Linked DNA regions of Homo sapiens: regions 2 and 3 are each linked to region 1. A link is an interaction called in ENCODE POLR2A ChIA-PET data of the cell type or tissue named here. Cell type or tissue: Caco-2. All regions are shown on one strand. Links, peaks and the distances in the headings refer to the core of each region. The heading gives the core; the rest is flanking DNA. Region 1 holds the start of IGFL2 (IGF like family member 2). Region 2 has its middle 35 kb from the start of IGFL3. Region 3 holds the start of LOC93429 (a long non-coding RNA gene).

Evidence for each region. Peaks named below come from ENCODE experiments on the same cell type or tissue, not always from the same donor. Only the 100,000 strongest peaks of a DNase experiment are listed, where the experiment ranks them.
Region 2: POLR2A ChIA-PET joins it to region 1 with 5 read pairs; 3 of 35 experiments call an interaction of 5 or more read pairs at or near these places.
Region 3: POLR2A ChIA-PET joins it to region 1 with 5 read pairs; 4 of 35 experiments call an interaction of 5 or more read pairs at or near these places.

Annotation. Positions count from the first base shown.
Region 1 is chr19:46,143,205-46,153,966 of GRCh38, forward strand. It overlaps IGFL2 (IGF like family member 2), which reads left to right and starts at 5,034. Exons shown (of 4, transcript NM_001135113.2): 1 at 5,034-5,093. The coding sequence starts at 5,075. In Caco-2, for the core only: no CTCF peak of the experiment used is centred there; DNase peaks (open chromatin) are centred at 4,367 and 4,837; H3K4me3 peaks cover 704 bases.
Region 2 is chr19:46,084,425-46,095,186 of GRCh38, forward strand. It overlaps a transcript of IGFL2 not described here. Among named protein-coding and RNA genes, the nearest start is that of IGFL3, 35 kb to the right of the region's middle. In Caco-2, for the core only: no CTCF peak of the experiment used is centred there; no DNase peak of the experiment used is centred there.
Region 3 is chr19:46,205,061-46,215,822 of GRCh38, forward strand. LOC93429 (a long non-coding RNA gene) reads left to right here and starts at 5,182. Exons shown (of 6, transcript NR_027003.1): 1 at 5,182-5,209; 2 at 6,549-6,618; 3 at 7,056-7,174; 4 at 7,730-7,950; 5 at 8,269-8,423; 6 at 8,737-9,778. It also overlaps a transcript of IGFL2 not described here. RefSeq lists a silencer at 6,212-6,506 and an enhancer at 6,327-7,205. In Caco-2, for the core only: no CTCF peak of the experiment used is centred there; DNase peaks (open chromatin) are centred at 4,221 and 6,321.

The DNA.
Region 1 (10,762 bases), core at 1,956-6,955:
AACACATAGTAAATATATTTTCTCTTTCTCGTGATTCTTAATAACGTGTTCTTTTCTCTATTTTACTTTATTGTAAGAATGTAGTGTATAACACATAGAATATACAAACTATGTATTAATTTACTGTTTATGTTATCAGTAAGGCTGCCCATCAACAGTAGGCTATTTGTAGTTACGTTTTTTGTTTTCTTCTTCTTCTTTTTTTTTTTTTTTGAGACAAGAGTCTCACTCTGTTACCTAGGATGGAGTGCAGTGGTGCAATCATGGCTCGCTCCAGCCTTGAATTCCTGGGCTCAAGCAATCCTCCTGCTTCAGCCTCCCAAAGTACTGGGACTATAGGTGTGAGCCACCAGGCCCAGCCAGTAGTTACATTTTCAGGAAATCAAAAATTACATGCAGATTTTCAACTGCCCAAGGGTGTCAGCACCCCAATCCACACATTGTTCAAGAGTCAACTGTATTATCAGATGGTATTGTTGGTAATAACAATAGCTCACATTTATAAACCCCTTCCCATTTGCCAGGCACTATAGATATTGTCTCTGCTCAAACCCCCTCCAAGGGCTTCCCTGTGGCTCAGAGAAAATCAAGATTGTGCACAGTGGCCTACTGAGCTATATAAACAGGCCCTTGGTCTACTGTGACCCATCACTTGCCACTTCACATTCCCTCACTCAGACCCAACACGTGGCCTCTGTTATTTGTTGAATGCCCCATGCAGGCAACCCCAACTGGGGCTACAGCCTTAGGGGATTCTTCCAGTAACCTGTGGGCCCACCTCTCACCTCTGTCAGGCCTCTGCTCAGAAAATAACTCATCACAGAGGCCTTCCCTGACCACCTTCACTTAGCATTGTTTACAGCAGCGGTTGGCATACTTTTTATGTAAAGAGTCAGGCTTTGCAAAACATAAGTCTCTTCTGCAACCACTCAGTTCTGCCATTGTAGTGAAGAAGCATGAAGACAATACATGAATGAATGAGTGAATATGGCTGTGTTCCAGTAAAACCTTATTTATGGATACTGAAATGCCAACTTCATATAATTCATATAATTTCATATATTTTAAATGTGTCATGAAATGTTACTCCTCTTTTGATCTTTTTGACCATTGATACAACACAATTATTCTTAGCTTCTGGCAGTCGACCCTCAAGTCATGACTTGCTGATACCTGTCCACGTAATTCTCTATCTCCTAAACTCCTTTGTTATTTTTTCCATGGCATACATCATTGGTTGATATCGTATCATATCGTATCATATCATACCATATCTCATATCATATCATATCAAATATACTTACTCGATGTTTATTTTCTGTGTCTTCTAAACAAAATTAAACCCCTTATTTTGCTCACTGCTATATTCTTTGCAGCTAGAACAGCACTTAGTATAAAATATGTATTCAAAATTATTTCTGAATAAATAAGTGAATACAAAGGTCAGTTTCCACACCCTGATTTTATTTTATTTAAAAACATACAGTAAGTTGACTGTTTTCTATGCACAACTTAATGGATTTAAACACAGGTATAGATTCATGTAGTCACGATCAAAATCAGGTTACAGAACAGTTCCATCACCCCAAACCCAACCCCAACCCCTGGCATTCACTCTTTCCTATAGTTTTGCCTTTCCTGAGTGTCACAGGAAAGGCTAAGTTGATTCTTACCTATGTAATTGTTGAGACCAACTTCTTGTATCTGACACGGTGCCTTTGAGATCTTGCCAAGTCATGGTGTATGTAAATAGTTCCTTGTCTTTTTATTGCTCAAAAGTTTCCATTGTGTGTGTGTACCACGGTGTGTCTCCCATTTCCCCTGTTGATAGATATTTGAGTTGTTTCCACTTTTTTGCTATTACAAGTAAAATACTATGAACGATTGTGCTTTTTTGGTGGGAACATAAGTTTCATTTCTCTGGGATAAATACACAGGAGTGTGAATGATGGGTTGTATGGTAAATGTATAATTTTATAAAAACAGCCAAAATGTTTTTCGGGGTTATATATATATACCATTTTCATTTCCATCAGTAAAATATGAGAAATTCAGTGTCTTTACTTGCTTGTTAGCACTTGGTATTGTCGATATTCTCTCTCTCTCTCTTTCATATATGTTTGTGTATAATTTCATAATATCTAAATACACATACTCCGGCACTTTTTCACTTACACCCCCAGTGGCCCTCCCTCGTCCAGTCCAACACAGTCAATCCTTGCAACACCCCAAACAGGTTTCCACACGTGACTTACCTACCAGTGAGTGACCCACTCACCAGATTAAAGCCCTCCTTCCAGTAACTCTTAGTTCCTTTCAGGGTTTCTTCTCTCCACCTTCCCATCTTGCTTCCAGCTTCCCTCACTGGTAGAGAATTAAGGACACACTCATATATATGTGTGTGTGTGTGTGTGTGTGTGTGTGTGTGTGTATTTATTTATTTATTTATTTAATATATATATTTAAATTTTGCCAATTCTAGTAGATGGGAGATAGTATCTCACTGGTTTTAATTTGTAGTTCCAGTATGGCTAATGGTGTTGAACAACTTTTCATGTGCTTATTTGCTATCTGTATGTCCTCTTTTGTAAAGCATCTGTTCAGATATTTTGCCGATGCTTAATGATTTTGTTTGTTGTTTCACTTTGAGTTTTGAGAGTTTTTCATATACTCTGGATTCAAGTCCTATGTTAGAGATGTGATTCACAGACACTTTCTGCAGTTGGTAGCCTGTCTGTTGCTTCACTTAACAATTTGTTCATCAAGTTTAACTTTAAAATTTTGATAAGTCCAATCTGTTTTTAAAAAATGGATAATGCTTTTGATGTCTTTTCCCAGATATAAATGTTTTCTCTGATGCCTTCTCCTTGAAATACGTAGTTTTACTTTTCATATCTAGACCATTTGGAGTTAACTTTTGTATAGAGTGTGAGCTTTGGTAGAAGTCTTCTTTTTTTTTTTCATATGCATGCCCATTGTCTCACACCATTTGTTGAAATGACTATCTTTTCCCCCATTGAATTGCCTTTACATCTTTGCCAAAAGACAATTTACTATATTTGTTTGGGTTTATTTCTGGAACCTATTCTGTTCCTTTGATCTATGTGTCTATCCATGTCTATCCATTTGCCAATACTACACTGTTGTCATTACTGTAGCTTGAGTAATTGTGAAATTGGATAGTGTGAGTCCTCTACCATCTTTCCTCATCCAAAATTGTGTTGGCCATTCTAGTTTCCATTGCTTTTCTATATAAATTCTAGAGTTATTTTGTTTCTCTCTCAGACAAATCCTGCTTGGGTTTGATTGGAATTGTGTTAAATCTGTAGATAATTTGGAAAGAATTGGCATCTTACCTAAATTACAGATTCCAAACCACGACATGATATACCACTCTGTATTTAAGGTTTCCTTGAATACTTTAATCGTACACATCCTTTATATGTTCTCCTAGATTTACAGTATACCAGTTCAGTTTTTGGGGAGGGGGGTATTGTAAATGGCATTTTTTTTCTTTAAATTATTGTATCCACTAGTTCTTGCCAGTATAAAGGAATACAATTGACTTCTGTGTGTTTCATACGCTACAACCTTTCTAAATTCACTTATCAGGTCCAGAACTCTTCTACTAACAATGCACTTTTATAAAGCCCTAACACCTCTCCTGATCTCTGTCTCACCCTCCCACCTATCTCACTGTGGGATGGGAAGGAAGTCAATGGAAAACACAGGAGCGCATTCTAATAATAGCCCACATGGTATCCAGTGACACAAATAATAGTGATGGTGACAATAAAATAACAGTAAGAAACACAGAAGGAGCGTTTCCTTGGACAAAGCACTCCAGAAACAACAACAAAAAGGGGCTGCCTTTCCATCTATTCTATGAATCCCAGATGTCTATTTTATCACTGTCTGTTCCTTTTCTGTTCTCCCTGGCAGGGTTTTTACAGCCCCTGCTCTTTTTCTAGATTATGCTGCATCTTCACAGTTTCCCCTAAATGACTCTGAAGAATTATAGACAGTGCTGTCTACAATTATAATAATGGATATGGTGGTCCATTTCCAAGACAAAGTACCTCAGATAGGCTGAGGCCCACAAACTATGGAAGGACAGAATATACTAGGCCCATAGCTGGTGCATGCTTGTCGGGGTCCCCTTAGTTACCCTCTCCCAAACCAGAGTTTAGTCTAGAATGAAAGTTTACTAGCCAGCAAAATAGCTCACTTTATCTATTCTTATCAGCTTGCCTGACTGCCTAGGTCATAAGTCAAATACTTGAAAAGCCCTCGAGCTGGCTTTGATTGCAATGTATTATAGGCTGCAACAAAATGCAGTGAGACAATCCTAAAGAAAACACCTAAAAGCCTCAACCCAGCAACCAATAGGCGACGTCTGGGAAGATCGTGACCCCATCGTACTTAGCCTACGAGGAACCAGGGGAGAGACTTGTGCACTAGGGGATAAATAGCTTGTTGTAACCGTACTGGGTGTGCCTGCCTACCAGACATTCAATCTTGCAAGACCATCATTAAAAGTCTTGCTTCCACTGTTTTCTGTGTCTCTGAGTCCATTCTTTGGGTTTGGACGGGTGCGTTTGTTTCTCATAGTGCAGGTCTGGAGCCGGACTGAGATGGGGAGTAGAGGGACCCCTTGAAACTTCAGGGTGGATGAATATGAAGTTTCATCACCAGCTGTGATGTTTGGTGAGTAGTATGCTCTCAGATAAGTGAGAGCCAAGGAATCTCTTTCAAGTCTCTTTGCCGTGGGCAGAGTTCAAAGAATGACACTCACTCACGGCTTTGAAAGGTTCTAGGGAAGCCTTTACTCTGAGATTTCGAGAGGTCTGAGAAGGTAGCAGTCACTTGGAACAGGTCCAGGAACATCTTACTAAGCTGTTGATGCAGTTTTTTCTTATGCTTTCTGTGGCTTCTCATGCCCCACCCTTTCCAAGAGGCCAGTGCTTCTGGGCACCTCCCTAAATGTGGATAAGTTCATAGCCTACATAAGTCCCTGTATAAAGTCACTGACCCATTTGCACTGCTGCTGTCCCATCAGCTGCTCTGAAGCTCCATGGTGCCCAGAATCTTCGGTAAGGTAACCCTTGCCCCAGGTTGAGCTAATGCCTACTGTTATCCCTAATGTACCTCTGAACCTCAAACTTAATTCTCTCTTCCCTATTTAATTCTTGGTTTCCCACCTCATAATCACCCGTGTCCTCTCTGACTGCATTGCAATCTCTCTTCCCCACCTGCAAATTCCAGAAGCTTAACCCTTTCCAGAGCCCTCCCTGCATTTCCTCACCTGCCAAGCCCAATGCCCAGAACCTGCACACAGAGTCAGTCCCAAAATCTGCTCTGAGCTGTTACAGCAACCAAAGAAACTCAGAGACATCATCTTGTGCCCCATGATCATGATCTGGTGACCCCAGAATCACTGTCATTCTTCTCTCAGCTGATCTTTATTTTTGAACTCCTGGGCTCAGACTCAGAAGGGACCATAGGTGAGAATGGGTGTGGTGAGTGGAGGGAGAAGAAAGGAGGGAGGATTATAGCACTGTGGATAGGGTTGGGGGCTCCCAGAGGTCCCCTGCCAGCTCATCAGCTCTGACTCTTCCAGATATTGGACTGTGGTTGTGCCAGTTGACACTCAGGAGTGGAGACTAGATCTGCAATCTGTTGGGACTGTGATGAGGGGATCATCCTGCCCTCGAACCAGACCCAGCCCTGTAGCCCAGGCACTATTGCCTGGAGTTCCTGGGCTCTCAGCGCCAGGAAATCATGAGGTTCAGTGTCTCAGGCATGAGGACCGACTACCCCAGGAGTGTGCTGGGTAAGTAAGGGCAGCCCAGGCAGTGGACTGAGTTTTGTTGTGTGTATTCCATCAAGATGAGCAATGCCTGCTGTGTTCACTAACTTCTTTTTGGGCAACCATCTCTCTCTCTCCCTCTCTCTCTTCTCTCTCTCTCTCTTCTCTCTCTCTTTCTCTCTCCCTCTCTTTCTCTCTCCCTCTCTTTTCTCTCTCTCCCTTTTCTCTCTCTCTCTCTTTCTCTTTCCCACTCACCCCTCACCCTTTCCACCTCTCCCCCTCTTCCCCTCTCCCCCTCCCCCTCCCCTCCCCATCTCCCTGTGTCCCTCTGTCTCACATCCCCCTCTCTTCTCTTCCCCTCTCCCCTCCCTGTCTTTTCCCTCCTCTCCTTCCTTCTCTTCCTTCCTCTCTCAAGTTGAAGGAAGAGTAGCTCAGTCATCTTCCAGAATTGCTTTTTACCTCCGAGTCACCTGGCTCCATAGCCCCCGACCACCGCATGCCCATTTAGCTGTTCCTCTCTTTCCCCTCTACCCTCACCCTTGGCAACCACCAGTCAGCTTTCTGTCTCTATGGATTTACCTATCTGGGACATTTCATATAAATGGAATCACACCATTTATAAGTGACCTTTCGTGTAACTTTTTTTTTAACTTAATGTTTTCAAGGCATATCCCCATTATAGAATTTATTAGTACTTCATTCCTTTTTACAACTGAATAAATTCAATTGTATCCATGTATCAGCATTCATTTATCCATTCATCTGTTGATGGACACTTGGGCTGTTTCCACCATTTGGCTATTGTGAATAGTGCTGTTACAAACATATGTATACATGTATTTGCTTGAGAACCTGTTTTCAGTTATCTTGGGTGTACACATAGGAGTGGAATTGCTACGCCACATGGTAATTCTGTTTAACTTTTTGAGGAATTGGCAAACTGTTTTCCACAGAGCTGCATCAATTACATTCCCACCAGCAGTGTATGAGGGCTCACATTTCTCTCCAGATTCTTCAACCTTTGTTATTTTCTATTTTCCTGTTTATTACAGTCATCTGGGTGGGTGGGTGTGATATCCTGTGTAGTTTTAATTTGCGTTTCCTTGGTAAATAACAATGCTGAGTGTCTTTTCCATGTGCTTATTGGCCATTTGTATTCCTTTTTGAGAAAAGGTTTATTCAGATTTTTCCATGTTTAAATTGGGTTATTTATTTTATTATTATTTAGTTGTAAGAGTTTTAGAAGATATGCTGGATACTCATCCCTTATCATATATATAATTTGCAAATACTTTCCTCATTATGTGGATTGTGTTCATTTCCTTGATGCTATTGCTTGCAGTGCATAGGTTTTTAATTTTTGATGAAGTCTATTCTTTCTTTTCTCTCTTGTGCTTTTGGTGTAATATCTAAGAAAATATTACCTAACTCGAGGTCATTAAGACTTACTTGTATGTTTTCTGCTAGGAATCTTTTTAAGAAGTTGACAAAGAATAATTGTGTATATTTATGGGGTAAAATATGATGATTTAATGTATGTTTGCCTTGTTAAATGATAAATCAAATTAATTACCATATCTACCACCTAATATACTTATTACTTTTTGTCACTAGAACATTTAAAATATACTCTTCAGCAATTTTGAAATATACAACACACCATTTGTTTTTTTAAGAGGCAGGGTCTCACTCTGATGCCCAGTCTGGAGTGCAGTGGTGTGATCACAGCTCACTGCACCCTCTACCTCTGAGGCTCAAGTGATCCTTCCACCTCAGCTCCCAAGTAGCTGAGACCACAGGCACGCACCACCACACCATGCTAATTTTGTTTTTCATAGAGACGATGTCTCACTGTGTTGCCCAGGCCGGTCTCCAACTTGTAGGCTCAAGCAACCCTCCTCCTTGGCCTCCCAAAGTGCTGGGATTGCAGGTATGAGCCATCACGTCCAGCCCACAATACACTATTATTTATTATAGTCACCGTGCCCTGCAGTGGATCTCTAAAACCTATCTTTCCTGTCTAACTGTAACTTCATATCATTTGCTTATCTCCCTGTTGCCCATCTGCCCACACCAATCCTCTGGTAACTGCCCTTCTCTCTACTTCTATGAGTTCAACTCTTTTAGATTCTACATACAAGTGAGATGGTGTGGTATTTGTCTTTCTGTGGGTTGCTTATTTTACATTTCTGCTAAGAGTTTTATATGTTCGCTCTTGTATTTAGGTCTGTGATACATTTTGAGTTAATCCTTGTGTATGGTATGAGGAAGAGATCCTCTTTCTGCCCACTCTTTTGTGTATGAATATACAGTTTTCCCAGCACCATTTGTTGAAAAATCATTTGTTCCCTTACTTCATAGTCCTAGCACTTTTGTTGAAATTTGATTTCAACAAATCTAAGGGTTTATTTTCTGACTGTTAGTTTTATTCATTGATCTATATGTCTATCCTGTGTGTCAGCTCCTACACTGTCACTATAGCTTTGTGGTAAGCTTTGAAATCATGAAGTATCAATTCTACAATTTTGTTCTTTTTCAAGATCGTTTTAGTTATTCTCGGTCCTTTATGTTTCAATATGAGTTTTAGGATCAACTGATTAATTTCTTCAGAGAAGGCTGGGTCCTGTGGCTCATGCCTGTAATCCCAGCACTTTTGGAGGCCAAGGAAGGTGGATGGCTTGATCTCAGGCGTTAAGAGACCAGCCTGGGCCATATGGTGAGACCACATCTCTACCAAAAAATGCAAAAAATTAGCCAGGCATGCGGTGTGCGTCTGTAGTCCCAGCTACTTGGGAGGCTGAGGTGGGAGGATCACTTAAGCCTGTGAGGCGGAGGTTGCAGTGAGTCATGATCACGCCACTGCACTCCAGCCTGGGTGACAGAGTGACACTTGATCTCACAAAAGTTCTTTGATATGGATTGCATTGATTCTATAGATCAATTTGGGATTTTTGGCACCTGAACAATATTAAGTCTTCCAATTTGCGAACATGGATGTATTTCCATTTATTTACATATTCTTAATTCTTTTCAACAATGTTTTGTTGTTTTTAATGCACAAATCTTGCACCTCTTCTGTTCAATTTATTCATAAGTATTTTATTCTCTTTGGTACGTGGAATTATATTCCTAATTTCATATTTAGATGGTTTTTTACTAGTGTATACAATTGCTTTTTATATGTTGATCTCTTTTATCTTACAATCCTGTTGAATTTTTCTATTAGTCTTTAGGTCATAGTAGCTTCCTTAGGTTTTTTTTTTTTTTTCTTTTTCTTTTTTGAGACAGAATCTCACTCTATCATGCAGGGTGGCGTGCAGTGGTGTGATCATAGCTCAATGCAGCTTCGAACTCCTGGGCTCAAGTAATCCTCCTGCCTCAGCTTCCTGAGCAGCTAGAACTACAGGCATGTGCCACCATCCCTGGCTAATTTTTTTATGTTTTTATTTTTATACAGATGGGGTCTCGCTATGTTGACCAAGCTGGTTTCAAACTTCTGACCTCAAGTGATCCTCCCCACTTGGTCTCCCAAAATGCTGGGATTACAGGAGTGAGCCACTGTGCCTAGTCCTTAGGATTTTTAACATACAAAATCATGTCATTTGCAAATAGAAATCATTTTACTTTATCTTTCTCAGTCTAAATTCATTTTATCTTCTTGCCTAACTTTCATGGCTTGAACCGCCAATGCTATCTTGAATAGAGTGGTAAGAGTGGATATACTTGTCTTGTCCCTGATATTAGGGGGAAAGTATTCAATCTTTCACAATTAAGTATGATGTTAGCTATGAGTTTATTGTAGATGCTCTTTAACAGGTTGAGGAAACTCTCTTCTATTCCTAGTTTGTTCTTTGTATTTTATCATGAAAGAGTGTAGATTTTGTCAAATGCTCTTTCAGTATCATTTGAGAGAATTACGTGTCTCCCTCCTATAGTCTAGTAAGGTGGTGTATTATATTAATTGATTTTCATATGTTGAACCAACTTTGCATCCGTGGGATAAATCCACTTGGTCATGGCGTATCGTTCTTTATATATGCTGCTGGATTTGGTTTGCTATGTTTTGTTGAGGATTTTTGAACTTATATTCATAAGAGATGTTGGTCTGTAGTTTTTTTTCCTTGTGATGTCTTTGTCTGGTTTCGGTATCAGGGTAATACAGGCCTCAGAATAGACTGGAAAGTTGTGTTTGGTTTTTTTGAAAAGTTTGTGAATGATTGGTATTAAGCCTTCTTTAATTGTTTTGTAAAATTCACCATCTGGGTCTGGATGGGCATTTCCCGTGTATGGGTATTCCCCTTTCTCTGCATCCTTGCCAGCATCTGTTATTTCTTGTCTTTTTGATAAAAGCCATTTTAACTGAGATGAGGTATCTTATTGTGGTTTTGATTTGCATTTCCCTAATGTAAGTAATGTTGAACATTTTTTCATATACTTTTTTCATATACTTGAGTGTTTGTATGTCTTCTTTTGAGAACTAGGTATTCAGATCTTTTGCCCCTTTTAAAATCAGATTCTTTATTTTTCCCAGCAATACAATTATGTACATATTGTTTTATGCCATTACTTTTAAGACCAGTTAAGAGAAGAAAGGATAAGAAATAAGCAATTATACTGTTTTAATAAGTAGTTACAAGTTATATAATTGCTTATATAATTACACAATTCTATTTTATTAGTGCTCTCCAGAGGGTGCAGCCTTGGGCATGAGTGCTGGATCGCTAACTACTCCAGATAATTATGGTTTTAGCTGGGTTCTTTTTTTGGGGTAGCTTTTGCCTTTTTATTACAAATTATATATGTGTATATATATATATATATATATATTTTTTTTACTTTAAGTTCTGGGATTCATGTGCTGAACATGCAGGTTTGTTACATGTGCCATGGTGGTTTGTTTCACCTATCAACCCGTCATCTAGGTTTTAAGCCCCGCATGCATTAGGTATTTGT
Region 2 (10,762 bases), core at 2,248-7,247, 58 kb before region 1:
CTCTTTACTATTACTGCATCTGTCTCTCTCTTCAGATATATTAATATGTTAGGCCATTCCTACATTGCCATAAAGAAATAGCTGAGACTGGATAATTTATATAAAAAAAGAGCTTTCATTGACTCACAATTATGCAAGCTGTACAGGAAGCATGGTGCCAACATCTGCTTCTGAGGAGGCCTCAGGAAGCTTACAATCATGGCAGAAGGCACAGTGGGAGCAGAAGCTAGAGAGAGAGTGTGTGTGGGAGGTGTCACACACTTTTAAAAAACCAGATCTTACAAGAACTTATCACCAAGGGATGGCACTAAGCCATTCATGAGGGATATGTCCCCATGATACAAGCACTTCCCACTGGTGCCCCCTCCAACACTGGGTATTACATTTCAACATGAGATTTGGTGGGAATACAAAGATCCAGACCATATCATTCCACCCCTGTCTCCACATCTCGTGTCCTTTTCACGTTGCAAAATACAACCATGCCTTCCCAACAGTCCTGAAAAGTCTTTACTCATTCCGGCATCAACTCAGTCAAAAGTCTCAAGTCTCATCTGGACATGAATTCCTTCCACCTATGAGCCCGTAAAATCAAAACAAGTTATTTACTGCCAACATACCATGGGAGTACAGCTATTGGGTCGCTCTCCAAAAGGGAGAAGTTGACCAAAAGAAAGGGGCTACAGGCCCCAATGCAAGTTTGAAACCCAGCAGGGCAGTCATTAAAACTTAAAGCTCCTGCAGTGAGCCGAGATTGCGCCACTGCACTCCAGCCTGGGCAACAGAGTGAGACTCCAGCTCAAAAAAAAAGGAAAACAAAAAACACCAAAAGAAAACAAAACAAAACAAAAAAACTTAAAGCTCCAAAATAGTCTCTCTTGACTCCAGACTGTAGTGTTGGGTGCATGTGTATTTCATATAGTTAAGTCTTCTTGTTGAATCTGACCCTCTATCATTATGTAATGCCCTTCTTTTTCCTTTTTGATCATTATTGGTTTAAAGTCTGTTTTGTCTAGAATAAGAATAGCAACCCCTGCTCTTTTTTGTTCTCTGTTTGCTTGATAGATCTTTCTCCATCCCTTTACTTTGAGCCATTTAATTTGAGATGGGTCTCTTGAATACAGTATACAGTTGGGTCTTGCTTCTTTATCTAACATGCTCCTCTGTCTTTTAAGTGGGGCATTTAGCCTGTTTACATTCAAGTTTAATATTGATATGTGAGGGTTTGATCCTGTCATCATGTTGTTAGCTGGTTGTTATGTAGACCTGATTGTATAGTTGCTTTATAGTGACAGTGGGCCATATACTTAAGTGTGTTTTTGTGGTGGCTGGTAATGGCGTTTTGTTTCCATGTTTAACACTCCCTTAAGGAACTCTTGTAAGGCAGGTCTGGCAGTAATGAAGTCCCTTAGCATTTGCTTGTATGAAAAGGATTTTCTTTTCTCCTTTGCATTTTTGTTCTTTGCAACAACAAAGAAACCATACAGGAACATTGGTTGCCTTCTGGGACACCAACAATTCAAATATTTTATTGCTTTAATAGTGCTTCATATTTCATGTAGGCTCCACTCATTCTTTTAAATTATTTTTTCTTTGTTTTTGTCTGACTAGGTTACTTCAAAAGACCCATCTTTAAGTTCTGGGATTCTTTCTTCTGCTTGATATGGTCTATTTTTGAAGCCTTTGAGTGTATTTTCTATTTCATTCAATGGATTCTTCAGTTCTAGAATTTATCTTTGGTTCTCTTTAATGATACCTATCTCTTTGGTGATAAATTTCTCATTCATAGCCCGAATTGTTTTTCTAATATTGTTGGTTTTTTTGTATTGTATGTCATTGAGAACAACTCACTTCTTTAATAACAACATATTGAATTTTTTCTGGGATTTCATAAATTCCTTTTTTTTCTTGTTTTTTGGAGATGGAGTCTCGCTCTGTCTCCCAGGTTGGAGTGCAGTGGTATTCCACTGTCCACTCCAATCTCCTTCTCCTGTGTTCAAGAAATTCTTGTATGTCAGCCTCCTGAGTACCTGGAATTACAGGTGCGCACCACCATGCCTGGCTAATTTTTGTATTTTTAGTAGAGACAGGGTTCCACCATGTTGGCCAGGCTCATCTCAAGCTCCTGACCTCAAGTGATCTGCCTACTTCGGCCTCCCAAAGTGCTGGGATTACAGGCATTCGCCACCACACCTGACCTCATAAATTCCTTTTTGATTGGGATCTGTTGCTAGTGAATTATTGTGTTCCTTTGGATATTTCCTTACTTTTTCATGTTTCTTGTGTTCTTACGTTGATATCTGCACATCTGGTGTAAGAGTGGCTTCTTCCAATTTTTTGAATTTGCTCTCATGGGGAGGATTTTTTTCCTGAAGTTGTATCTATGATGTTGGTTGGGTAGGGAATTTTGGCTTTGATTGTGGGTACATGCAGTAGTGTAGTCTCTGTGTGATTTATTTTGGCTATAAACAGCATCAGTGGTGTCTTTCATTTTCTCAGTGGCTTAGGGTGCAATTGTTAGTGAAGGCTATTATGAAGTTTTGCTGGAGACTGGGATGCCAGGTAGGCCAGGTTTTGGGCCACGGTGGCAGTAGTGGGCTGAATGTGCCTGTCTTTGGGCCCCAGGGTGGCATACACTGGCATCAGTGTTAGCAGGTCCAGGCAGGCCAATCGTTGGTCCTCCAGGTCGCTTGATCAGGTATTGAGAATAGCAGTGGTATTTGGATGGGTGGACAGGTTCTTGGGCCCTGGGCATAAGTAGCATGGGCAATGGCAGTAGCAGTGATGGGACAATCCTCTGAGACCCAAGCAGTCTGTGCTGATGTTGGTGGTAGCTGGGGTGCACTAGGCAGGCCATTCCTCAGGCTCACAGGTGGCACCTGCAGGTGGGTGCTGGCTGTGGTGGTAGTGGCAGGCTGGTTGGGCCTAACCTCAGATGTTAAGAGAAGTGTTCAGGTGCTATCAGTAGTAGACCAGGTTGCGTGATCTGCAGGCCCCTTTGATGGGTGCTCAGGTACTGGGGAGGTGGAGCTGTGCCAGGCAGACCTGTTCTCAGGCCCCCAGATGATGTATGTAGGCACTGGCTCTGGTAATCAGGGATAGGGTGATCCTCAGGCTGCCAGTGGAATGCTCAGTTGAGGGCAGCAGGAGCTGCACTGCGGCCATGCTACTGGGAACAGTGAGACTGCTTTTAGTGGGAGCAGCGTTAGGCAGGTGGCTGGGGCATGTGTGCTTTGCCTGTGCCTCAACCCTGCAGTAGCCTGCAAGTGGCAGCAGGCAGTGGAATTTGTCCTTGGGGCATGAGAAAATGCATGACTGCCCCTCTACTGATGGGAAAGGGTTGCTGTCATCAGTTTCCACTTTGGTCCTGGCAGTGGGTGGGGAATGTCAGTTGGGCTCCAGGGATATCGGGATGTGAGGGCTGTTTGGCCCAGGGAAGGATGCAGTCTAGTGGAGGTGGAGCTCATACAATGGTGCCTTGATGCAGCTGATTAGGACTTAGGAGTTTGTGGGACTCCATCTCATTGGAGCAATGCCATAGTGCAGTCTCCAGACAGCTCCCTATGTTAGTCTCAGGACCTGTGAGGGCTGAGGGGCTCTCCTGTGGCTAGGACTGTAGGAATCTGTGGTAGAAATGTGGACCACTGGGGGTCTCTCACCATTCGCCCAGTTGATTCTGGCTCGGCAGGCCACTTCACTTTTCTCTCCTTCCTTGCTTTTGGTGCCTCCCATTACTTCTCTGTTGAATTCTAATGTCCTCTTTCAGATGATCTATTTGAAGTGTCATTATCTATGGACTATTTTGTTTCCTCTCCATAAAAGAGGCAAGTACCCAGTGCATCTAGTCAGCTGTGTTAAAGTCTTTCCTTTATTCTGTGTCTTTTGATTGGATAATTTGATCCATTTACATTGTTTATTATTTAAGATAAGGGCTTTTTTTCTGTACTAACTAATGAACCCATATGTTTAATTGTCAGACTTTATTCAGCACCACTGAGTCTCAATATCAAAACAACTAAAATTTAAGACACAACCTTCAATTGTAACATATATATTTACACTTCGTGTTCATTATATTGTTGAATGGTGCCATCATTCATCTACTTGGCTAACTGCTAACCAGAAATTAAAACTCTTCCATTCAGCTTCTTGTCATTGATTTACAAAGATTTATTGAACACTTTCTATATATTAAGAGCTTAATTGTGCACTAGAAATATAAAAATAACAAGATAATATCTGTTCTGGAGTTGAGGCATTTGGGTGACAATAAATGAAGTTACAAAACAATGTGAGAAGAGGCGATGAGAATACAAAGATAAAGACATATCTAGAGCTCTTCTGGAGTGATCATGTCATTTGAGACCTCACAGATGAAGTAATATCATAGCCTACTGTTGTATGTTGATTGGGGTTTGAGAAGATTGAAAAACAAAACAAAACAAGGATGTCCCAGACAGAGGAAATAATCAGCAAAGCTATAAAGGATTGAAATAGGAAAAGGAAGTCATTCTATGAACATGACTGGGTTAAAGGCGCTAATGTAGACTCTGGTAGATCTTAAAAGTTATTTATAGGTAAGGACTTTCTACTGCTATTTTGTTTATTGTTTTATAGATCCTTTGTTTCTTTCTTCCTGTCTTACTGTTCCTTTGTGGTTAAGTGATTCTCTCTAGCAGTATATTTTGATTCCTTACTTTTTATTTTTGTGTTTTTATCTACTATAGGTTTTTGGTTTGTAGTTACCAAAAAAAACTTTATAGTTACAAGAAAACCTTATAGTTATCATATGTTATTTTAAGCTGATAACAACTTTGATAACAAAAAAGCCCACCTCTACACTTTTACTGCTCTGCACCTTGTATTTTGAATTTTGATGTAATCATTTACATCTTTTTATGTCGCATATCTCTTAACAAATTATTGTGATTATTTTTAATAGTTTTTAAACCTTCATGTGAAATACATGTGATTTATACACCACTGTTACAGTATAATTCTAAATTTGACTGTATACTTACTTTTACCAGTGAATTTTGTACTTTCAGATGTTTTTGTGTTACTCATTAGCATTTTTTTCTTTCAGCTTGAAAAACTCCCTTTAGCATTTTTTGTAAGATGGCTCTGGTGGAGGTAAACTCCCCCAGCACTTGTTTGTCTGAGCAAGTCTTATCTCTCCTTCATTTCTGAAGAAGATCCTTTTAGGGTATAGTATTCTTGGTGGTAGGTTTTTTTTTTTCCCTTCTGCACTTTGAACTCTCTCAGGTCTGTAAAGTTTCCGAGAAGTCTGCTGGTGAGCATATTGAAACTCCCTTATATGTTATTTGCTTCTTTTTTCTTGTTGCTTTCAGGATCCTATCTTTGTCTTTGATTTTTGGCAGTTTACTTATAATATGGCTTGGGGTAATCTTATTTGGATTGAATCTGGCTAGAGTCCTTTGACCTTCTTGTACCTGGATATTTACATCTTTCTCCAGGTTTGGAAAACTTTCTGCTATTATTTGTTTAAATAAGCTTTCTACCTCTTGGTCTCCCTCTTTAATTCCAGTGACCCAAACATTTGCTCTTCTGATGCTGTCTCATAAATCCCATAAGCTTTCTTCATTTCTTTTTATTATTTTTTTCTTTTTTCCCCTCTGATGGTACATTTTCAAATAACTTGTCTTCAAGTTCACAGATTCTTTTTTCTACTTGATTAGTTCTGCTGTTTAGACTCTGTATTGCATGTAAAATTTTGTTCATTGTATTTTTCAGCTCTGGGATTTCTGTTTGAGTTTTTTAAAATTATTTCAGTCTTTGCTAAATTTCTTATTCTAGCCACTTACTGTTTTCCTCATTTCTTTGAATTGTTTCTCTGTATTTTCTTTAAGTTTGCTGAGCTTCCTTTAAAAAGTTATTTTGAATTGTTTAGTAAGGAGTTCATATTTATCCATCTCTTTATTGTTAGTCACTGGTGCTTTATTTTGTCTCCCCGCTAATGTCATATTTCTCTGATTGTTCTTGATCTTGTGGCCACACGTCAACATCTGCATATTTTAAGAAGTAGGTACTTATTTCCAGTCTTTGTAAACTGGCTTTGTCTGGGAACGCCCTTCAACAATAAGCCTGTCTAGATAGCCTGGACAGACTGGTGTGATCTCTGTGCCACTGTGGCCATTACAACTCTAGAGGGTGACCTATGCTGGTACGTGATGACAAGCACGTTGCCCGGCTGGAATCTCATGGCTTCTGAGGCTGGCACAGAGCTGGCATATGCCTGAAGCCTGTGGCTGCTGGTGCCTGCCTACTGCCAAGATTTGTCTGTAGCCCAGGGCCCAGGCTAGCAGTGATGCAAACTGTGGATTGAGCTGGCCTTGCAGGGGCTGTGGGTTCCCATCTGGTTCCCGGGCAGCTCTGGAAGCTTAGTCCATAGGTACTGATATGGGTTGAGCGGTTGCAGGGGTCTGCCTAATGCAGGGTTTTACTGTGGAAGATCCAGTATTAGGGTCCAAGGCAAAATTTTGTTTACTTTCCTCTCTTTCCACCAAGCAGACAGTATGTATCTCTCTCTGTGCTATGCTGCCTGGGGTTGAGTGAAGGGTAATTTGGGTGACATAAAATTGTTCTTCCTACTCTCTTCAATGCATCTTTTCTTATTATGCTATAACTAGGTACTGTGATCTCTCACCTGGTTTCCTTAGCTCTTTTGAAGGTATTTTTGTGCATGAATCATTCAAATTGATGTTTCCGTGTGGGCAATGATTACTAGAGAGTCCTAATGCACCATCTTGCTCTGCCCTTCTTCCCAAATGCCTGTAGCCTCATAGAAAAACATTTGTAAGAAGTAGATATCTAGGGAAGGATTCCACTGAGAAGTGGTCCACATTTATGTTTTTAAACAGCACGTTTTAGTGTGAGGAGGCCATTAAGTGGGGATATTTATGAAAGAATATAGGCAAACTGTTACTTAGAATGTCTTCAGTTCTGTAAGGTGCTTGGCATGTAAGGTGCTTGGCCTACATATTTCTTTCAAATTAGTACACAGTCAAAAACTTTAATCAGTATACAAATTATTCTGTTAGAAGAGACACTTGTGTTTTCCATGTTTGTGTTTCTCCTTAGGAGTTGTATTTCTGTTGCTGAGATAACCTATTGTTATATCCTAGTTTATTTATAATATGTTTTGTAAGAAAGACTGATGTCATTCATTGTAGGTGTAAAACAGGCTTACCATGAAATGAAAGCCTTTGTTCAACTTAGAGTCCTAATGTTTCTGATTTCTTACTCTTGTTGCTGATATACAGAAGCAGCTACAAGAGCTGAAAGATGACTGTGCACTTAATGTCTTTAGTTGAAAGAATTATTTAGCTAAAGAAACACAGTCATTAGCTATGGAATTTGAGAGCCTCAACAGTTTCAATGACAAATACAAAAGCATTTTTAAAAAATGAACTCAAACAGCATGATAAATTTTTATATAAAAATAAAGTTTCAATTTATTTTTTAATGCCTTTCTGAATTACTGGTTAAACTAAAATCTATAAAAATGCAATGCATTAAGTGTATATACCATAATCAAAAGTTTGAAGTGTCACATTTCTTCTATAATGGGGAGAAATTAATCACATTTGGTAAACATTTTTTACGTTCAAACCTGGATTTCAAGATAAGTTAAATAATTACTTTCATTCACTGTCAAGGCTCTTTCTTGATTCACATTTTGAGGTTGTTTCTTTTCTTAATGCAATACTAACTTTGTGTTGTTGTTTGTTAGAGATTGGGGTCTTGTTCTGTCACCTAGGCTGGCCTGCAGTGGTGTGGTGATGGCTCACTGCACCCTCAAACTCCTGGGCTCAAGCGATTCTTCTGCCTCAGTCCCCTGAGTATCTGGGACTACAGGCACACAGCACCACTCCTGGCTAATTAAAAAAAATTTTTTTTTTTTGGCCAGCCACAGTGGCTCACACCTGTAATCCCAGCACGTTGGGAGGCTGAGACAGGTGGATCACTTGAGGTTGGGAGTTTGAGACCAGTCTGGTCAACATGGTAAAACCCTGCCTGTACCAAAAAATACAAAAATTAGCTGGGCTTGGTGATGTGCGCTGGTAGTCCCAGCTACTCAGGAGGCTAAGGTGGGAGAATCACTTGAACCTGAGCGGCTGAGGCTGCAGTGAGCTGAGATTGCACCACTGTACTCTAGTACTCCAGCCTGGGTGACAGAGTGAGACCCTGTCTCAAAAAAAAAATTTTTTTTTTTTGTAGAGATGGGATCTCACTGTGTTGCCTAGGCTTGTCTTGAACTCCTGGCCTCAAGTTATCCTCCTGCCTCAGCCTCCCAAAGTGCCAGGATTACAGGTGTGAGCCATCATGCCTGTCTGTAATACCTAATTTTTGACCATTTATTGAAATTGTTATTTTATCAGATAATCTAAGTTATAATGTAGTTGATCTTTTAAAAGGGCATACTGTCTCTCTAAGTAGAAATGGCTCCAAAATGTTTTTGGGAAGTTTGATACTTTTATATACAAGGTAGCCTTAACCAGAAAAGTGACAATTTAAAATTGACAAAATGATATTTTTAAGACTTCAAAATGATAAATAATTTTTAACTATTAAAGTTCGCCTCAAGCTAATAAACTTAAGTCTGTAAGGAAATTAAAATTAAATATTAGTTTAATAACAACTAAATATTTAGTAGAAGTTGCCTCTCTTTATTGGTGATTTATTTTTAATTATAAAATTTTTGAAGATCTTTGCTTAAAGACCTTGATATTTGAAATAGTTGGACACTTGATGAGGAAATTGCCTTTATGATTATGAAAATCTCAGCTTTATAAAATGCATCTGTTAATAAAGATAATTTCTCTAATGGTGATCAAAATATAAAACTTAAGACATTAATATCTCACTGGAAGTGTATATGGGTTTCTGAGTAATTAAAACATTCATAAGCAGAATAAAATGCATTCTCAGAAAACTAGAAATATCAGGGACCTTGCTTAACTTTGTAAAAGACATCTACAAAAATCCTACAGCTAATGTCATATTTAATGGTAAAGATGGAATGTTTTCCTCCTAAGGTCGGGAACAAGGCAAGGGAGTCTATTTTCACTACTTCTATTCATCTTTGTCCTGGAAGTCCTAGCTAGTGTAATGAGGCAAAAACGCATGCAGATTGGAAAATAAGTGATGAACTGTCTATTTACAGACATTATTGCCGATGTAGAAAATCCCAAGGAGTCTATAAAGAATTCATAGGACAAATAAATTAGGTTAGCAAGTTCACAGACTACCAAGTCAATTAATATAAAATAATAAAATGTATTTCTGTAGACTATAAACAATAGTCTATGGCACAATTCAAATTTGAATTGTTCACTGTCTGTCTGTTTGAACAATTCAAATTTGAAATTAAAAGCAATTTAAAATTGTATCAAAAATTAAATATCTAGGCCTGAATCAAACAAAATATGTGTGGATCTGTATGCATGAAAGTTAAAAAACTGATGACATAAAGATCTAAATAAAAGGAGAGATATACTGTAGCCATGGACTGGAAGACTCATTGTTAGATGTCAGTATTCTTCACCTTGATATGTACATTCAAAGCAAACTTAACAGCCTTGGAGGATTTTTTTTTTTTTTTTTTTTTGCCAGGGGTAGGGGGTCAGTATTGTAAAGCTGATTCTAAAATGTGTAAGGAAAGGCCAAAGAACTAGAATAGCTAAGACAATTTTGTAAAAGAAGAGCAAAGTTTAGGGACCTGATTCTGAGGCTTTTTATAAAGGTGTAGTAATCAAGACAGTATCTTATTGGTGAATGGAAGAACATATAGATTGATGGAATGTAATGGAATATCCAGAAATAGACCCACACAAAAATGGCCAATTGAGTTTTACTTTTTATCAAAAGTAAGAAAACTTATTTTGCAGAGGGGTTGGTTTTAAAAAAATATTTAGATTGATTTTATTGGATAAGCAATGTATGAATATATATGTCCTATTCAAAATGATAGAAGTCTATAGAGCTGAAAGTGAAAGTCTCCATTACCTCACCCCAATCTGTTTTTGTTGTGCTGTAATTTTGTTTTTTTCTTTTTCTTTTTTTTTTGTGTGTTTTTAAATTTTATTGTATTTTAAGTTCTGGGATACATGTTCAGGACATGCAGGTTTGTCACACAGGTAAACGTGTGCCATGGTGGTTTGCTGCACCTATCAACCCATCACCTAGTATTAAGCCCTGCATGCGTTAGCTATTTATCCTGATGCTTTCCCCTCCCCTGCCCCCACTGACAGGCCCCAGTGTGTGTTGTTCCCCTCTCTGTGTCCATGTGTTCTAATTGTTCAGCTCTCACTTACAAGTGAGAACATGCAGTATTTGGTTTTCTGTTCCTGTGTTAGTTTGCTGAGGATAATGGCTTCCAGCTTCATCTATGTCCCTGCAAAGGACATGATCTCATTCCTTTTTATGGCTACATAGTATTCCATGGTGTATATGTGCCATGTTTTCTTTGTCTAGTCTATCGTTGATGGGCATTTGGGCTGATTCCATGTCTTTGCTATTGTGAGTAGTGCTGCAGTAAACATACATGTGCATGTATCTTTATAATAGAATGATTTATATTCCTTTGTGTATATACCCAGTAATGGGAATGCTGGGTCAAATGGTATTTCTGGTTCTTGATCCTTGAGGAATTGCCACTGTTTTCTACAATGGTTGAACTAATTTACATTCCCACCAACAGTATAAAAGCATTCCTGTTTCTCCACAGCCTTGCCAGCAA
Region 3 (10,762 bases), core at 3,310-8,309, 63 kb after region 1:
ACAGGCGTGAGCCACCGTGCCCAGCATGAAATAAATTTTATAACCTGAATAGGACCCGGTAATATAGGAGTTAAGAAGAAATTATTTTAGGCAGATAGTGAAGGTAAGAAAGTCCTTGGTAAGGTTTTTCTTTTAATGAAAAGCACCCTCCAAATCATATACTTTTCCAACAAACAGCAGCCATTAAAATCAAGCCACAGACATAGAAAGGCAGGCTAGAAGCTTCCACAGGTGAATGCCAGCATTTGTGCCAATAGGAAAAGGCTACCTGGGACTAGGCATTTTCAAAATGGCAGCTCCATCTTCCCTTTTCCTTTCCAACCACATGCACAGTAGAAAGCAGATAACATGGCATCCACCAAGTGGAAAGTCCATTTGCATAATAAGATTAGGGTGGGGTGGTCAGCTTCTTCCAGCACTATGTAAATGTCACAGCTGATCCAACCAATCTGTGGGCCCTATGGAAATCAGATACCACCTCTTCAAACCCGTCTATAAAATCCAGTGCACTCTGCTGTAGGCTGGAAGTCCCATTCAGGTGCTGAGAGAGAGAGAGAGAGCTGTTCTTCTTTCTCTCTCTTTTGCCTATTAAACCCCTGCTCCTAAACCCACTTCTTGTGTCCATGTACTCGATTTTCTTGGTTTGAGACAATGAACCTTGTGTATTTACCCCAGATGATGACGCCACATTACCAGTGTCAGCACTCCCCAAGAAGAAGGATTGAGGCTTGGTCCAGTGTGAAGCAAGTGGGCCGTTAAACACGTGGCTTTGGCTAGTTTTTGAGCATGGGGCTATGGTGAGGGTTGCTGCCTGTGGGCTGGGGCTTGAGTGGTTTGAACGTCCTTCTGCTGCCAAGACAGAAAGCACATGGTGTGCCCAGATGTGCATTGGAGGTGACTGAGGAAGGGCTGGGAAGCTGACAATATCCAAAAATCTAATGTTGTTGTCATACAGGGAGATAAACAGGGCTACTAGAAAATAGCTTATCTGACCCTTTGAGAAAATGTAGAGAGAAGAGTCCAACCCAGGGCTGTTTGACCACAAAGTCTCAGGATTGCTGAGAGAGGGACTCTTGCATCCACAGAGCCCTGGCCCTGCCCCACTGCCCTCCCTCGAACCCAGCTTCTGACACCCCCTGCCCCGTCATCATCACCCACTGCTGTTTTCTCTACCCAGCCTGACTCAGCTGCCCTGACAGATGGGGACCAAGGCCAAGGAGGGCCAGCTGGGCTCCTCTCTTCCAAGAGATGGCAACTCCAGCCCTGCCCTCAGGAATGTGCTTTTCTCCCTGGCACTGGCTGCTCTCCAGGCCTAAATTCAACCCTGTTTTTAGCACAGAAAACCAGGCCAAATGCCACACCCAGTCTCAGCATACGAAGCACCTAGAACTGACACTGTGAGCTCTGAACTCTTTGTGTGTGTGGGGCGGGGTGAGGGGGAGCAACATGCCCGGACAGGTAGTCAGTGATTTTTAAGAAAGATGGAGGCGAGCTTATACCCAGAGGATTTTTCCTTCCAGTGTTTAGTAACTGTTTGGCTGTGACTTGCTAGGAAGCACTCATATTACATCAGTCCAAAAGAAAGTTTAATTGAACACTGATGAATAAGACACTGTGCCATGCACACTCTTCTATTTCTTTTGATTCTAGTTGAATGTATAAGATACCCATGTTGATGAATAAATTGATTCACAACCTGAGAGTGTCACAATCCCCATGTTGGAGATCACTGCTCTACCCTGCAGCTTCAGGAGAGGGGAGGCCAGAAGGCAGAATGAGAAATGGGGTCGGGGGTGTGAGTGCTTATCTCATCCACCCATGACAGCGAGTGGGCCTGCAGGACTCTGGAAATTGCATGAGAATTTCTGCTCCATCAGCTTCCTGCCTGGTCTCATGCTCCCATCTCAATCCTCTCACCCACCCTCCTCCCAGCAGAAGGACACACGGATTTTCCTGAATCACAATCTGATCACTTCTATCCCCTGCTTAAGACCTGTCTGTAGCTTGAGTACACTGAGAAGAACAGTTCTCACCAAGGCTCATAAGGGGAGGTGGACAGGGGAAGCGATGGGGATGGTGGGAGCTTCCCTGGCCTTCCTGGACACCCCATCCTCTCAGCACCTCCACATGTTCAGCAACTGGGAAGTTCAACTCTAGTTTTTCAAGAGTTTTTATAAAGTTTGGTCCTTATCTCCTCGCCATTGCCACTTTTCTTGGAAGTTGGTGGGTGATACTGAAAGTTTCTACCCTCTAATCCTCAAATCTTTTGGTCTTTGTGATGACTGGCATGATACTGAGGCTACCTGGGGACCCTTCCCTAATTCACATTTTTTTTTTTTGAGAGGGAGTCTCACTCTGTCACCCAGGCTGAAGTGCAGTGGCATGATCTCAGCTCACTGCAACCTCCGCCTCCCAGGTTCAAGCAATTCTTCTGCTTCAGCCTCCCGAGTAGCTGGGATTACAAGCGCCCACCAGCATGCCCAGCTAATTTTTGTATTTTTCGTAGAGACGGGGTTTCGTCATGTTGGCCAGGCTGTTCTCAAACTCCTGACCTCAGATGATCCACCCGCCTCGGCCTCCCAAAGTGTTGGGATTACAGGTGTGAGCCACCGCACCTGGCCCCTAAATCACATTTTTAGCATGAACTCAGCTGGTGTGATCTGAAAGAGTCTCATCTGGAAGAACAAAAGACATTCCTATCACTCAGGAAATTCCAAGTTTAGCTTCATGGTAGGAACAAGAGTCAAAGAACAAACATTTTCATGTTATAGCACACCCAGTAAGCCATGGGTTCATCAGATTGGACTCTCTTTGCTCTGCCAAATTGGCAGCATTTGTGAGTTACCAATCCCAAGGGAGGACTCCCACTGCAGGGAGGATGGCAAAGGTCACCACTGCGCTAACCACCCGGAATAGGGGTCTGAACACTTCAGCCACCGCATCTTGGGCTGCACTCTGACTACACTGAGCGTGGTGAACAGAACACCCACAGCCACAGCCAGTTCGACAAAGCAGGTTAATTACTTACAGACAGGCAGCGAGGGACAGCGGAAGCCTAGGCTGCATGACTGTTCATCTCTCTGTACGACAAGAACATTCAATTTTTGGATATTGTCAGCTTCCCAGCCCTTCCTCAGTCACATCCAGTGCACATCTGGGCATACCATGTGCTTTCTGTCTTGGCAGCAGAAGGACATTCAAACTGGTCTCCCGGGGCTCAGGAGCACTGCCCAGGGCAGATAGAGTCTCCCATGCCTGCCCCACTTGCACCACAGCTGAGGACTCAGCAGTGAGCTCTGGGTTTTAGATGTGGTGGACACGCCCTGGGCTAGTGTGGCAGGACACCCCCTCTAGGAGGGATGGGAATGAGGCCAGGGCTGTCCTGGGCAGTTTCTCTTTAGCTCAAGGTGTTGCATTCTCTCGGAGGAATAGAAACCAAGCTTGGGCACTTTCAGGCAGTTCCTCCTTACTCAGGATGGTGCATTCTTATATAATTTGGCTCTGTCTTGCCACACAAATCTCATCTCACATTGTAATCCCCATGTGTCAGGGGAAGGATCTGGTAGGTGATTGGATCATGGGGGCAGTTTTTTCCATGCTGTTCTCCTGATAGTGGGGGAGTTCTCAGGAGATCTGATGGTTTAAAAGTGTGTAGAAGTTCCCGGCTCGCTCTCTTTCTCTCCTGCCACCATGGAAGGCGTGCCTTGCTTTTCCTTCACCCTCCAGCATGATTGTACATTTCCTGAGGCCACCTTGGCGTGCAGAACTATGAGTCAATTAAACCTCTTTCCTTTATAAATTACCCAGTCTCAGGTAGTTTTTTTTAGCAGTGTGAAAATGGACTAATACACATTTCTACTGTATTCTACAGTGATTCTGGGAACTGTGGGCAAGAAGAGAGGCGGGAAAGCCAGAGCCATCCAATGCTTGTCTTCTGGTGCCCTCCTCCAGGAAGCCATTCCTGGTGCCCTGGGCGCTGCTCCCAGCCTTGCTCACCCTGGGTCATCACCGTTTTTGGAGGGGTCTGTGTCCTCCCCAGACTATAAGACCCAGAAAAGCAGGGCCTGGAGCTAAGTCACAGTCGTGTCCCCAGCATCCACTGACACAGAGTAAGTGCATAGTGTGTGCTAAATGAATGAAAGAAAAGTGAAAGCATGATGAAAGCCCTGTGTTCAGGGTGTGTCTCACTCAACCTGTCTGTCCTGTCATGGTGACTTGGTGAGAATTGTTGCCTGAAGGTCTTTAAAGCTCTCTCCCTTCCAGGGCTTCCGCATGGAGCTGCTTCTCAGCTGTGCCCTATGGGGTCAGATGCACTGGGGAAGAACTAAGGCTCTTCTCCACAGCCCACCTTTTGTCCCCTTAGCCCTCCCAACATAGGACACACCATGTCCAGGGCTGCAGGAGCCCAGGCTGTCAACAGCATCAGCATCCTGCTAGAAGAGGGTAGGGATGGCTGGTACTCAGAAGAGCCTTCTAGATTCCTAAGTTTATTAATCCTTTCACTGCAACTACTAAGAAAAATAGGTGTGACATTATTACTGGGTTACACACAGTCACACACACACACAAAAAGCGAAAGCAAAAATTGTCAAGAATATGTCAGCTTCCCTCAGGGGAGTGGCTTCTTCAACTTTGATCCCAAATGACTTATTTCAGAGGAAACCTCTCCCCTCTCCTCAGAACAAACACATTCACACAGGAAGGGATTAAATTCCTGCAAAGAAGAAGAAGGAAAACCTTCCACTGGTCCTTTGGTCTTAACTATCCTGGGCCATAATGTATTTGAGAGTCCAGTAATGACTGTGGATTTTTTTGCTCAAAATATCACAGATGATTGCCAAACATTGTGAAATGCCATTGAATTGCACACTTGAAAACACACACATACACATGAAAACTTAAGTAAACGCATATACTTAATTGTGGGGGCTGCAGGGGGGGAGCGGAAAGAAACATCCAGACATCTGGTGGTAAATATTCTGCTCTGGTTCAGCTAAAAATAAAGCCCTTTATCAGTTTGGTCACTGGAAGGACTTGTTCCCTTCTTGTTGATGATCAGAAACCTTAGCAGGAACTAATTCTCAAGTGTCTGCCTTAACAGAAAAGCCACAAAGAAACATGGTAAGAGCGTGGCAGATAACATCCACGGTGCTATCGGGAGGTGACAGGTGACTGACCTCAGCCTTGGTGTTCAAGAAGATTCCAGAAGGTGGGTGACATTTAAGGGAAAAATGAAAAATGAAGAGGGATGGGAGAATTGGAGGCAGAAGCCAGAGAGACATTGTGGTTCTTCCAAGGAACTGTGCTAAGTCGAGGGCAGTGAGAGCCAGGGAAGGTGTATTAATCAGGGTTCTCTAGAGGGACACAATTAATAGGGTTCTTTAGAGGGACACAATTTATATATATATATGAGTTTATTAAGTAGTATTAACTCACACAATCACAAGGTCCCACAATAGGCCATCTGCAAGCTGAGGAGCAAGGAAGCCAGTCCATGTCCCAAAGCTGAAGAACGTGGAGTCTGATGTTCGAGGGAAGGAAGCATCCAGCACGGGAGAAAGACGTAGGCTGGAAGCTAAGCCAGTCTAGCCTTTTCACGTTTTTCTTCCTGCTTTATATTCTGGCTCTGCTGGCAGCTGATTAGACAGTGTCCACCCACGTTAAGGGTGGGTCTGCCTTTCCCAGCCCACTAATGCAAAAGTTAATCTCCTTTGGCAACACCCCTACAGACACACCCAGGATCAATACTTTGCATCCTTCAATCCAATCAAGTTGACACTCAGTACTAACCATCACAGAGGGTGTGCATGATGTGGAGGTGGACACTTGGCATCCAGCCAACTTCTTCAGGACTTTCTGGTCTGCAGAGGCTGGAAGCTTCACACTTTCCTTCCCAGAGGGCCTTGCAGGTGGGGTTCTGGATACATTTGAATCTCTGGTAGCACAGTCATTGTGTCTCTGGGTGTATCCACAGTAACATCTCACATCCAAGCAATAGCTCTGAATGGCTGAAAGGCTGTTCCAGACACAGAAATGGCACCTGAATCTTGAGTCTCAGCTCAGCAGATTGTTCTAGCTTCATTCCTGGTTGGCAAACCCTGGGGCCTCTCCTCCAGCCTCTCCTATGACATGGAGGCTCTTAATTCACTGGTCTGCATCATACGAAGGATCCTGCCAGAGCAGGGATTAGGCTTTGGTCAACAGAAGCCACCTTGCAGGGAGCTTCTGAAATCCCAACATAGTGTTTGGAGAAAATGACTCACACAGACTCCTCCTTGTCAGCCAGCAGCGGACAGGCCTCTGGCCTGGGGAAACCCGGCCTTCCTTCTACATACCTGACATACCTGCACACCTGAAATTCCACCTCATTCCTGCCTGTTTCCTAGCAGGGCTTCCCTGAGGGCAGATGGAAAGGCCACTCCAAATCTGCCAGGAGGGAGATTCCTTCTATTTTTTCCTGGCATAAAAGGGCAAGCAGTGGGGGAGCTGCTGACAGCTGGAAATGCCAACGTCCTCCGGGGTTTCACATTCCGGGTTTCACATTCCAGAAGCCAAGATCTGCCAGCCCTGCCTGTTCTCTCACCCCGCTTCCTGGATCCAAGCAAGACACGGGCTGAGGTACTGCTGCTGGTCAGTGACGCAGGCCAGGCAAGAACCCAGGTCTCCTGACCTCTCACCCATGGGCTTCCCAACTCCCCAGGCCTGGTCTCTCTGAGAAAGGAAGACAGGCCCTGTTCACAGACACTCCTGAATGATACCCAGGTTCTCGGGCCAGGCTGGCAGATTTTGGTTCCTGGAATGTGAAACCTCTGAGGACTTGGCATTTCCTGCTGTCAGCAGCTTCCCTACTTCTATTGTACAATAGTATAATATGATCGAATGATAGAATGATATTCTACCATTACGTGGAATACACACAGTTCCAATAAGAGTGTCATAAACAATCTAGCACAGCATTCTGGTTAGGGCACACTGTCCCATTTCTTAATCCATTTTTTTTTTCAATTAAAAAATAACATTGCTTATGCCCAACTGATGGTTTTCCATGTTATCAGCACGTCCTAATCTGTGTCCTGGAAAACAACACTCTACCCCACAGCAACAAGGCATGGAGGCCAATGGAGAAGACAGGGAGATGGTGCTGGAAGCAGGGTCTGCTCTTCCCCTGGGGAAGGTGCGTGCTGAGCACTCTGGTATTTATCATGAGATCATTTCTGCTGCAGCCTCTTCCCTTGTCGCCTGCCTCCAGAGAGAAGCCCCTGTCCATGCTCCCCAGAAAGATACAGGATCTTCCACACACACAGATCTGACCACATACATCCCCTGCTGGGAATAACCCTGGGGAGAATGGCTTGTCCATACCAGGTGTGGCCTGTGAACTCACAAACTGAGGAAATCCTGCAGAAGCTGGGAGGGGCCCACAGAACTGACCCAAGACAGCTTCTTCCCCTCTGTTTTTTCGTCCTGACCCCAAGATGGCTCTTCTGTGGGGAAATCACACACCCGACCCTCTGAAAAAGCACGTTAAGGAAAAATGTCCTTGAAAATCTCAGGAGGGCTGTGGAATTTCTCCACCACCAGAACTTCACAGTGACAATGACACCAAACACAAGAACGACAATAACCAAAATCAGGAGTTTTATTCTCCTACCTTCTCTCTCTCTCTCTCTCTCTCTCCTCTCACTGTCATGAACGTCACGAAGACACTGACTTTGCATTTTCTACTCAGCACTGCATCACCAGTGTCTGACACAAAGCCTGGGACATGTGGGCTTCCAAGTGGACCTCTCCTGGATAAATGACCATTAATGAAACAGAGAAGGAGTTGAAGAGCCCCCAGAGGAGTGTGAGTCCCAGGGGTCCCGCCAGCTCCACTCCCACCTTCCAAACCTGTGAAAGTCAGGTGCCTGAGTCGCACAGTCTCTCCCACCCGAATGCCATGAGCTGCAGGTGAGTGAGCAGTTACTGCATCCTGGGCCATGGGCTTGGGTTGTGAAGTTAGGACCTGATTAGAGGATGTCAGGGGTTAGCAATGTACCAAGGAAAGTGGAGAAAGTCATAGCTCAATGGGATCCTGTGGAATCACTGTGTGGCTGTGTGAGTGGGGGAGGGCGGTAACTATAGGAGCATGCTGCACCTTCCTGTTTGCCAAAGAGGGGGCATGTAGGACACAGAAGCGGAGGGTGCACCACTTCTCCCTGGGTTCTCAAAGTGTCTGAGATCAAATCTACTATGACACATACCCTGCCTGGCTCCTTTACTGCCCAGCGACCCAGCCTGTCTCTGCAGGAGGGCCAGACATGCCGTGACATCACCAGCTCCTCTAGGAATATGGGATACAAGGAGTGGCTGAGATCGGCTGATCACCAGCTCACTCCGCTGCAGCCGCCCCAGAGCAATGGCTCCCCGAAGCCGTGTTCTGGGTAAGGAGGGGAGGACCCCATTCCCAACCGAACCCATCTCCCATCTCAGCCACCACCAGGGCTCGCTCCCCACCCCAAACTCCCTGTTCCCTCATTCTTGTTCCCATGCCCAGCCAAATCTCCAGGCGTGAATTGCTCACAGCAATTCCCCATCCACAGCGCCCGGGTCAGCCCCATCCACAGCCCTGTTTCAGTTTCTGAACTGCCCAAAGCCATACCGAGCCCTGGTTCCACCCAATCTTCTTCTAAATGTCAGTGCCAGTCGTATCTGTGGCTGTCCACTCACCCCATCTTCCCCTTCCCTCTCCCACAGCTGTCTTGGCCGCTTTCTGTTTGTGACTCTCCCTGCCTCCACTCCCCCCACCACCCCATGAAATGATCTCATTTGGTCATTTAAACGGAAAACTAAAAAGTTTTAAGTGACTCTAGGAGAGCAGGAGAGAGGCAGGTCTCCCAGCTCAGACCCCGCCCCGGGACGGCCCCACGGAAGATGCACATCTGGATGTAGGCGCTCAAGGCACCGCGCGTGCGCCGAGTGGCCTTGCTCAGCTCCGTCCTTCTGAAACCCGGAATCCTCATGTGTCTGGGTCCCGCCCCATCCTGGCCTCCTACACCACTGGTCCAGATCCTCCACCTTCCCCCAACGCGAGGTATTGACATCAAAGCATCACCTCATCTGGCACAAGAATCTGAAACACAGACCGCACCTTACACCAACGTAGTGAATCCCTCCTTGGACCTGAGTTCAACAAGCCCAGAGTCGGGGCTCTGGGTTCCCGCCCAAATGCCACGCATGCACACAGATGGCACCTGGCGTCTCCTCAAAGGGACAGGAATCCCGGGCTTCCCAGAATCACCAGGTCGATTTAAATGGCATCAGATGAACTGGAAAAGAATGAAAGTGCTATTGCCTAAAGTGATGAAATTTTCAGAGGATGTATCGGTCCTGTCTGGTGGACAGACGGCCACCAGAGGGAATGAACCAGTCTTCTCTGAACATCCATGAGGATGAAGAACAGTCACTGAGGTGACGGTACCAAGTCACCGGCCACCTCCCAGGGATCCTCTCATCCGGTCCTCACAGCAGCGCTGCATGGTCGGACCTCATCACCCACATTCCACCAAGAGGAAGCTGAAGCCCAGGGCCTTCATCCACTCATGTCCTCCAGACCCCTGGCACCCATCCTGGGCCCCACCCCATCATCCAGGCCTTGGGCCTTCGACCTGGGGAGAGTCCCTGTCTCCTCCATGAGCCGTCCAGGGCCTGAAGAGGTATCCAATAAACAAGAAAGCAGAACACAAAGAGCTGTGATGGAGTGGATCTTATGTAGTAAGAATAAAATTATTTTGAGAAATTACTGGGTCATGTATTTACCCACAGAAAAACAGAAGCAAACACACGCGTGCGCGCACACACACACACACACACCACACAGGCTGTCACGTGTCCTCAGCACAAAGTGCCTTGAGAAAGGCCATTGCTGGCCCCACACTTATCCTGACTGTGATCTTGCTGTGATCAGCACATCCCATCAGTGTGGCAACAGGTGTGGCCAGAGTGGGAACCAGGCCTTTTCTTCAGATTTGCTCTTTGTTCCTGAATAGCCACCGTCAGAACAGACACCCTCCTAGGAGTCACTTGATTAAAAATTTCCTTTTGGATATTTAGGTTGATGTTTTATCCATCGGTTAAAGTATAAATGTATATTTATTATAAAAGTGTAATTATGGCTCTAATTAATGATTATGGTGAATTTTACTAACTATAGCTATGAAAATATTCCAATAGATAAAAACAGTGCTAAAAATGTACAGTTAATCCAAGAGTGGTAACTTTAAGTCTTGTAATTTTTGATCTAATAAATCTTCATAAAATATACATGATCATGAAGTACATCAGTAGAATTAATCCTAATATTTACAGCAATACTTGGCGTGCTGTCTCTCATAAAAAATAACATTAATAGTAAAAAAAAAAAGAAGAAATCGGCCAGGCACGGTGGCTCACGCCTGTAATACCAGAACTTTGGGAGGCCGAGGCAGGCAGATCACAAGGTCAGGACATCGAGACCATCCTGGCTAACACGGCAAAACCCCGTCTCTACTAAAAATACAAAAAATTAGCCCAGCGTGGTGGCGGGTGCCTGTAGTCCCAGCTACTCGGGAGGCTGAGGCAGGAGAATGGCATGAACCCAGGAGGCAGAGCTTGCAGTGAGCCGAGATCACGCCACTGCACTCCAGCCTGGGTGACAGAGCGAGACTCCATCTCAAAAAAATAAAAAAATAAAATAGTAATAAAGAAATGATGAAATTTAAAAATTCTATTTAATTTTGGGTTG